3 separate regions of the Homo sapiens genome follow, and all the other regions are linked to region 1. Evidence: chromatin contacts called from ENCODE Hi-C or POLR2A ChIA-PET data. All regions are on one chromosome and are shown on one strand. The core of a region is the stretch at or near the end of the contact, and the rest is flanking DNA. Distances in the headings are between cores, read along the strand shown.

Region 1 (2,775 bases), core at 202-2,701:
ATTAGCCGGGCATGCTGGCGGGTGCCTGTAATCCCAGCTACTTGGGAGGCTGAGACAGGAGAATCGCTTGAACCCGGGAAGCGGAGGTTGCAGTGAGCCGAGATCGTACCACTGCACTCCAGCCTGGGCAACAGAAAGGGAGACTCCAGTCTCAAAAAAACAAAACAAAACAAAAACAAAAATTAGCCGGGCATGGTGGTGCACGCCTGTAATTTCAGCTTGTTGGGAGGCTGAGGCAGGAGAATCGCTTGCACCCAGCAGGTGGAGGTTGCAGTGAGCCGAGATCGAGCCACTGCTCTCCAGCCTGGGCAACAGAGACTCCATCCCCTCAAAAAACAAAATAATAAAATAAATACACCCTCCTGCCTGAGGGACCTTGCACTAACTATTCCCTCTGCCTGAAATGCCCCCTTTCTCCAGAAATCTGCACCACTGACTCACTCATTTCCTTCATGTGTTTACTCAAGTCAACTCTGAAGCCTGCTCTGCCTGCCCTATTTAAAACTGCAACCCCATCCCCCTTTCCTGTTTTTCCTTCACACCATTCCCATCTAACATACTACAGAATTTACCAATTTTGTTCATGTCTATCTCCTCCCACTTGACTGTAAGCTCTATGACTATTAATGAAATATCTACTAATTCATTCAATTAATTGAATACTGCTATTAAGTGCCAAGCACTGTGCTAAGCAATGGAGCTACAAGATGACTAAAACTGCTTGTAGGTCTTGTGAGGGAAGAATCCTAATGACAATAAATGTAGCTCATTTAGTCAATGCTTCTCCAAACATCGTGATGGCTAATACTAAAACAGACTCAGTTCTGCATGCTCTATTTCATTTAACCCTCACCGAAACCTACACGGTGACCATCAGCAGCCTCATCGTAAAGCATAAAAAAACAAGATTGCAAGGCTGGGAAATGGCAGTCAGGATCTGAACCACGGTGTTGACAATGAGAACGGTGAGTAACGTCAAATGTGAGAAATATTTAGGACTTAGGCTCACAAAGACTAAGGCAAAGATCGGATGTGGGGGCCGAGGGAGGGAGGAAATGACTCCTGGATTTTGACTGGGGTGGACTAAAGCGCAGTGAGGCCTAAGAGAAGGATGAAGCGCAACGTGGGGCTGGGCTGGAGGTGCCTGCGGACCGGTCAGGGATATGGTCCACCCCTAGGGGAGCGGAGAGGCGGCTCCGCACCCTCCTCCGGTCGCCGCCGCCCCGGTCCAGGAGATGCTGAGAGAAGACACGCACGGGAAGAGCAGGAGGTGGGTTCCGTTCCCCTCCCTCTTGAGTCTCTTCACCAGCAGCTGCAGGAAGGGCGTGGGGGACCGAGAGACAAAGAGCGCGCAGGCACCGCCTCCGTCCGGGCGGCCCCTTTAAGAAGCGCGCGCCAGCTTCCAGCCCGCCTTGTATGCAAATGTAGCGGCGCGGCGGGAGCGCGCGGCTGATACCCGGGACTGGGCTGCGGCGGTTAGTCCTCTCCCGGCCGCCGTCGCCTCCGACATATTGCCCGCAGGAGCTGCGGCGGCGAAGCGGAGAGCACCGGGGGGAGGAGATGGGTGAGCAGAGCGGCTCAGGCTCGGCCTGGCAACGAGCGGGCGCACGGGTTAGGATGGCCAGGCTGCTAATTGCTGCTCCACGCGGACAGGAGCCCGGTGACGGGAGGGGGAGGGGATGCGAGCGCAGACGGGATCCCGCCCCCTCCTGTCGTTTTGCGGGGTGGGGCCTCTGTTGTGGGGGCGGGACATTGGACGGTGGGCGGGGCTTCTAAGACGAAGCCCTGTGGGGGCTTGGGCTTTCGTGAGGACCAGCTCGTCGGGGCTAGAAAGGGGGGCGGGACTTACCAGTGGGCGTGGCTTCAGCGCTAAGGGTGGAGATTCTGGGCAGGGGGCGCTAGTGCAGTCGGCGTTTCTGGGTTGGAGGGGTTACACTGGGGGCGGTGGAGCGGGGAGACTTCCGACTGAGGGAGCCCATTCTGGAGTGGGGCTTCTGGGCTGAGAGGGCTTTTATTGGCTTGTGGGCGGGGTTTCTGGGCTGACAGTTGTGTGTAGGCGGAGCTTCTGGGCTGAGGGGCTTTATGTGGGTGCAGAGCTTCTAAAGAGAGGAGAGTGGGTGTGGGCAGAGCTTCTGGACTGGACTAAGGGTGTTTGTGTGGGATTTTCTAAGCCAAGTATAACAGCGTATGAACAGAGCTTCTGGTCTGGGGGTTTATGGAGGGCAGAGCTCTTCGCCAGGTACTTTTTAGAGACTTGTGGAGGTTTATAATTTTGGGCATACATCCAAGCCCAAAATTGGCTCCGAAGTGTGGGAAACGCTTCCGAGCTGAGATGCTACGGCGTGGGGTGTATGTGAATGGAGGCTGCTGTGTTACTGTGAAGAGGTATGAACAGGTTATAACTTTTTAAAAATATGTATATGTATGTATATATATTTTTTAATAGAGACCGGGTTTCGCCATGTTGCCCAGGCTGGTCTCCAACTCCTGGTCTCAAGCGATCCTCCCGCCTCGGCCTCACAAATTGCTGAGATTACAGTCGTGAGCCACCACACCCAGTCAGGTTGTGACTTTTTTAGGTGCTTAGGAGCTTTGTGCAGAACTTTTGTGCGAAGTGGTGCGTGGGAGCTTGGGCTAGACTGCTCAGCCTAGTAGGTCCAATTTTTCAGTCCACAGCCACAGGATTCTCCCAGCCATATCCTTGACCCTTTATTTAGGCCCTGGGTCCTGCCCATGAGATCCCAGAATGCCCTTTGAGCTGAATCATGGGGCCCT
Region 2 (2,923 bases), core at 172-2,671, 160 kb before region 1:
ACATTCTTCTTGCCTCCTCCTAACAGAGAATTATATTTGGAAGGTATTTGGAATCTATTAAAAGGGGCATTTTTGAGATTCCTAGATACTCAAAACAATATACTGGACACAGTCTATAATGTCCAAATTAGAAAACTTTTGAATCTGGAAACCAGCTGTACTGAGTCTCTATCACTTGCTCTAAATTTTTTACATCTTCAAATAATACTTCAAGCCAAAAAAAGCAAATTATCCCATACTATAAATGAATATCCCTTCCATAATTCCTTCCTCATGCATGATCTTGCTTTCTGTGTTTCTGAACACAAAAACTTCATACTCACTGTCTTATAAACTGAACTGCATCTTCGTACTTCATTCCACATTCAATCAAAGCAAGTGCAACCAGCACAGGTGCCCTGCAGAAAGAAACCTGTATGTAAGTATCCATAAGTCTTGGAGTGAAAGGATTTTTAAAAACCTGTAACTGCATATTACCAATGCAACGCATGAGCTTTCTTTTTCCTGTATACTAAAGTAGCTGGTATCTGCCTAATACAGTAAATATATCTCATCATCATTAATTCTATGATTTTTTTTTTTGGCGGGGCAGGGGACAGGGTCTCGCTCTATCACCCAGGCCAGAGTGCAGTGGCACAATCACGGCTCACCGCAGCCTCAACCTCCCAAAGCTCAGGTGATCCTCCTGCCTCAGTTCCTCAAATAGCTCGGACTATAGGTGCCCGCCACCATGCCCAGCTAATTTTTGATTTTTAATAGTTAGTAGAGACGGGGTTTCTCCGTGTTACCCAGTCTGCTCTTGAACTCCTAGGCTCAAGCAATCTGCCTGCCTCCGCCTCCCAAAGTGCTGGGATTACAGGCGTGAACCATAGCGCCCAGCCTGATTATCTACTTTTAGTAAAGCACTAAATTCTAAACCTTAAGAAATCTTTACTCTTTAAAACATCACATTATATATTAAATTCTCTCATCACTAGATATGATCAAAAATCCTTCATTGGCCTTTAGCCATTATCACAGTAAAATAAATGACCAAACATATTACTTATCTCCAATGTGTCAGAATTTTCATTACCAATTGATTTTAATATTTCCTTATCAAATGCTAAAAAGGTGCTAGACGTTTTCAAGAAAATCCTTTTGATGAGCTAGGAAAATGCCCAAGAATTGATGACTAGAAGAAGTTCTATCTTTTTAAAAAAATTTAACAAAGGAAATGATGTTTTTATAAAGCCCATTACAGGGCACCAATTTTGGGCTACCTAAAACTAGGATAGCTACTAGTTATAAAACTGCCAACTCACGTTACAACATTATCTTCAACCTTCAGGATAAGGACTAAAACTTCTAACCTTATGAACAAACAGTACCACACTACAAAAAAGGAAATAGCAAACAAAAGGGCAGAGCAGAACTAACAGCTTGAGTAATCACCACCTTGAGGCAATGGCAGCCTACACTAATGTTTTGAGTCAAAGTGTGCATCCTAAATTGGCATTTAATCTGCTGCTGATGACAGCGTTGCAACACCATTCTAAGCAATGCTCAGGGGAAAAGGTTTTAAGATCAAAGTCAATTCTTGTCCATACATCTTCTTTCAAGAGTTTAAAGTTCAGATATCTGCTATCTATTAACTTCCCATTCATCTCAGTCCAAAATTAACCATGTATAGATTCATCAAACTCTAAAATTATTTTAATTTTGTTGCCAATTTCAGTGACCTGAACTTTTGATTACTTGAAATAGGGAGAAAAATAAAACACCCACAATCCAGGCTGGCATCAGAATCAGACAACCAGATGAAATGAACAGGCTCTTTTGAGAAATCATTACACTAGTTTTTCCTCTCATTTCCTTTCCTTTCAGGTAATTTAATGTTATTTAGTATAATATATGCAAATGTCTACCAAAGTGAAACTTTCAACTAACTTAGGCATGGTAATGAATTCAGACAAAAAGGGTAATAAAGGTAAGAGTTTACCTTCCCAATCCTGCAACACAATGCACTGCAACACAGCAACCTGGCTCTTCACGAAATTTGGTTTTTAACAGGTTTAACCAATCATCTACTATCTGATTAGGGGGTGGAGCTCCATCATCAAATGGCCAATCCTGAAAAGAAATGACCTTTTACATTAAATTGATATTTTCTCCATGATTAACATCCTAATACAGAATACCTGCACACAGTACACACGGCAGGCCTAACTGAACTAACTGCACTATATATACCTATTGTTAACACAATTCTGATCATTGCTGTAAAATGATCCAGGATTGAAATTAAAGTTTGCCAAATAAATTACCCTTCTCAATGCAGTGTCGCACACATCTGAATTTACAAAAACTTACAGAAATCTCTATCAGAGTCATAAGAGCTAGTGTTCTCCCAAAAATGATATCTGAATAGAGTAGTAATTAGACATAATAGACAAAACTGTAATTAAAGCCAAGACAAAGTAACAGAGGACACAGCACATGTCAACATGATTTAAAAGTCCACTCTGGCAAAGCATACCAACTGGTGTCTCATTGGTCTCTACAGATAATTGAAGATTATAATTCAAGATAACTAAGTTATGACATCTTTAGAGAAAGGTTATCTGATAAGAAATCTCCAATAGTTAGTAAATCATAACAGAAACAAACTACCATCTTTGTGCTTATTAAAAGGCAAGCAGTGAGTATTTTTAAAGTGCTTACTAAATTATATATGTCCCCATTTAACAAGGACAGGGCTGCATGACAGGGTCCTGGGCAAATGGAGACCATTTTGTCAAGTATCCCTTTCTCTTTCTGTATTCACCTATTTGGGCTATCTTTCAATTAAGACTAATCCCACGAGCATTCACAGTATAGGCAGGGGTTTATCTTCCTCACTACTTAGCAAGAGGTCCTAAGAAACCAACACAAATGGGGAGTG
Region 3 (2,855 bases), core at 328-2,827, 180 kb before region 1:
ACCCGCCACCGTGCCTGGCCAATTTTTGTATTTTTAGTAGAGACGGGGTTTCACCATGTTAGCCAGACTGGTCTCAAACTCCTGACCTCAAGTGATCCACCCACCTCGGCCTCCCAAAGTGTTGGGATTATAGGCGTGAGCCACCGCGCCCAGTCTGGCTGAGTAATATTTCATTGTATAGAGATACCACATTTTCTTTGTCCATCCATGGGTGGTCATTTCCACTTTTGGATTATTGTGAATAATGTTGCTATGAACATTTGTGTACAGTTTTTATTTGAACACTTGTTTTCTTTTTGTTTTTCTTTTTTTTTTTTTTTTTTTTGAGACGGAGTTTTGCTCTTGTTGGCCAGGCTGGAGTGCAATGGTGTGATCTCGGTTCACCGCAACCTCCGCCTCCCGGGTTCAAGCGATTCTCTTGCCTCAGCCTCCTGAGTAGCTGGGATTATAGGCATGTGCCACCACACCCAGCTAATTTTGTATTGTTAGTAGAGATGGAGTTTCTCCATGTTGGTCAGGCTGGTCTCGAACTCCTGACCTCGGTGATCCTCCCGCATCAGCCTCCCAAAATGCTGGGATTACAGGCGTGAGCCATCAATTGAACACTTGTTTTCAATTCTTCTGAGTACATACCTAGAAGTGGAACTGCTGGGTCAGACAGTATTCTATGAATTCTATGTTTAGCTTATTGAGGTCCTGCCAAATTGTTTTCACGGCAGCTGCACCATTTTACATTCCCACCAGCAATGTTCCAATTTCTCCTTCTCCACATCCTCGCCAACACTTGTTACTTTTCTTATTATAACCATCCTAGTGGGTATGAAGTGGTATCTCATTGTAGTTTTATTCGCATTAATCTAGTGATTAATGACATTGAGCATCTTTTCATGTGCTTTTGGCCATTTATATATATTATTTGGAGAAATGTCTACTCAAGTCTTTGCCCATTTTTAAATTGGGTTGTTTGTCTTTTTGTTGTTGAGTTGTGCCTAAGGAAGTAATTTTAAATTTTAAAAAATATAGCCGGCGTGGTGGCTCACGCCTGTATTCCTAGCACTTTGAGAGGCCGAGATGGGTGGATTACCTGAGGTCAGGAGTTCAAGACCAGCCTGGCCAACATGGTGAAATCCCGTCTCTACTAAAAATACAAAAATTTGCCAGGTGTGGTGGCAGGCGCCTGTAATCCCAGCTACTACACAGGAGGCTGAGGCAGGAGAATCGCTTGAACCTGGGAGGCAGAGGTCGCAGTGAGCTGAGATTGCGCCATTACACTCCAGCCTGGGCAACAAAGCAAAACTCCATCTCAAAAAAAAAAAAAAAAGAAGAAGAAGAAGAATATGATCAGGGAACTACAAACAGTTTTCTGGGCTGTGGTATAAGGTTCAGTGCAGACAAGCAGGAAGGAGCTAGAACTAGAAGGATTTTTCATGCTAAACCTTTACCTGAAGGCCCAGGGAGCTTCAGAAGGAGGTGCCATGATCAACCTATGTGTTGGAAAGATCACTCTGACACCCCATGGAGGATGCACTATGGTGGGGCCAGACTAGGGTCTACTCAGGAGGCTGTTGTGAGACAAAAGGAACTAAGACAGTCGCGGTGGGCGGGGACAGGAAGTAAGACATTAACAACTGCCGCACATTAGACTGTGAGCCACACAAGGTCAGAAAGCAGATATGATTCCTGTATCAGAGTTCCTGCCTGTTACGCATTGAACGCTGTCTTAGTCCATTTGGGCTGCTATAACAGGGTGGCTTATAAACAACAGAATTTGTTACTCATAGTTCTGGAGGCTTGGATGTCTAAGATCAAGGCCCTGACAGCCTCAGTGTCTGGTGAGGGCCCACTTCCTGGTTCACAGATAGTGCCTTCTTACTATGTCCTCACATAGTAGAAGGGCCAGGCTAGCTCTCTGGGGTCTCTTTATAAGGGCACTAATCCCAATCATGAGTGTTCTGCCTTCCCAAAGACCCCACCTCCTAATACCATCACCTTAGGAGTTAGGATTTCAACATATGAATTTGAGGGGAACACAAACATTCTGACTATAGCAGAGTATGTCCCTCCAAAAGAGCTATGTTGAAGTCCTAACCCCCAGTACCTCAGAATGTGACCTTATTTGGAAATAGAGTCATTGTAGATGTAATTAGTTAAGAAGAGATCACACTAGAGTAGGGTGGACACTTAATTCACTATAACTGTTGTCCTTATAAGAAGACAGTCATCAAGAGTTTGAGATCAGCCTGGCCAACATGGTGAAACCCCGTCTCTACTAAAAATACAAAAATTAGATGGGTGTGGTGGCACACACCTGTAATCCCAGCTATGTGGGAGGCTGAGGCAAGAGAATCACTTGAACCCAGGAGACAGAAGTTGCAGTGAGCCAAGATCGCACCACTGCACTCCAGCCTGGATGACAGAGTGAGACTCTGTCAAAAAAAAAAAAAACCTTGAAACACAGAGTGGGCAAGCAAATTTCCCAAGGTTTCCAAAGCTAGTTAAATGGCAGAGCCAGGATCTGATGCCTGGCAGGCTGACTTCAGGCTCCAGTGCTCTTACCCAATATACTATGCAGCTGTTCTATTAAATATTTGCCGGAAAGTTCAACAGATGGATAAATGAATGACTGGATCAATCTGGATTTGGTACCAGAGTAAAAAGTGAAGATGGGTGGGGTGTGGTGGCTCATGCCTGCAATCCCAGCACTTTGGGAGGCTAAGGTGGGAGGATTACTTGAGGCCAGGAGTTCAAGACCATCCTGGGCAACATGGCAAGGCCCCATCTCTATAAAAAATAAAACAATTAGCTGGGCGTGATGCCCTGAATCTGTAGTCCCAGCTACTCGGGAGGCTGAGGTG

What was found. Hi-C counts contacts between places; a loop is a spot of excess contacts on that map. ChIA-PET counts read pairs that join two places held with the same protein, here RNA polymerase II (POLR2A). Pooled maps may share reads with other maps.
Region 2: a loop to region 1 is called in a pooled map, with 2.2 times the contacts of the local background. The contact joins the enhancer-like site here to the promoter of TMEM39B in region 1. A Hi-C loop is called at or near these places in 1 of 168 maps with a recorded cell type or tissue (gastrocnemius medialis), 1 of 37 single-sample maps with no recorded cell type and 4 of 50 pooled maps. POLR2A ChIA-PET finds 5 or more read pairs at or near these places in 6 of 52 experiments (GM12878, IMR-90, MCF 10A and 3 more).
Region 3: a map of naive thymus-derived CD4-positive, alpha-beta T cell shows a loop between it and region 1 (5-fold over the local background). The contact joins the enhancer-like site here to the promoter of TMEM39B in region 1. A Hi-C loop is called at or near these places in 1 of 168 maps with a recorded cell type or tissue (naive thymus-derived CD4-positive, alpha-beta T cell) and 8 of 50 pooled maps. POLR2A ChIA-PET finds 5 or more read pairs at or near these places in 7 of 52 experiments (AG04450, CD4-positive, alpha-beta memory T cell, CD8-positive, alpha-beta memory T cell and 4 more).

Annotation. Positions count from the first base shown.
Region 1 is chr1:32,071,488-32,074,262 of GRCh38, forward strand. It overlaps TMEM39B (transmembrane protein 39B), which reads left to right and starts at 1,452. Exons shown (of 9, transcript NM_018056.4): 1 at 1,452-1,564. The coding sequence starts at 1,561. RefSeq lists an enhancer at 851-1,456.
Region 2 is chr1:31,909,715-31,912,637 of GRCh38, forward strand. PTP4A2 (protein tyrosine phosphatase 4A2) reads right to left here. Exons shown (of 6, transcript NM_080391.4): 4 at 1,982-2,112; 5 at 324-398. Among named protein-coding and RNA genes, the nearest start is that of PTP4A2, 27 kb to the right of the region's middle. Within about 2 kb of position 1,422, at least 2 of the 41 ENCODE cell types and tissues checked have a DNase peak (open chromatin) inside an H3K27ac peak, as active enhancers do.
Region 3 is chr1:31,887,779-31,890,633 of GRCh38, forward strand. No RefSeq gene overlaps it. Among named protein-coding and RNA genes, the nearest start is that of PTP4A2, 49 kb to the right of the region's middle. RefSeq lists enhancers at 1,417-1,466, 1,757-1,906. Within about 2 kb of position 1,578, at least 21 of the 41 ENCODE cell types and tissues checked have a DNase peak (open chromatin) inside an H3K27ac peak, as active enhancers do.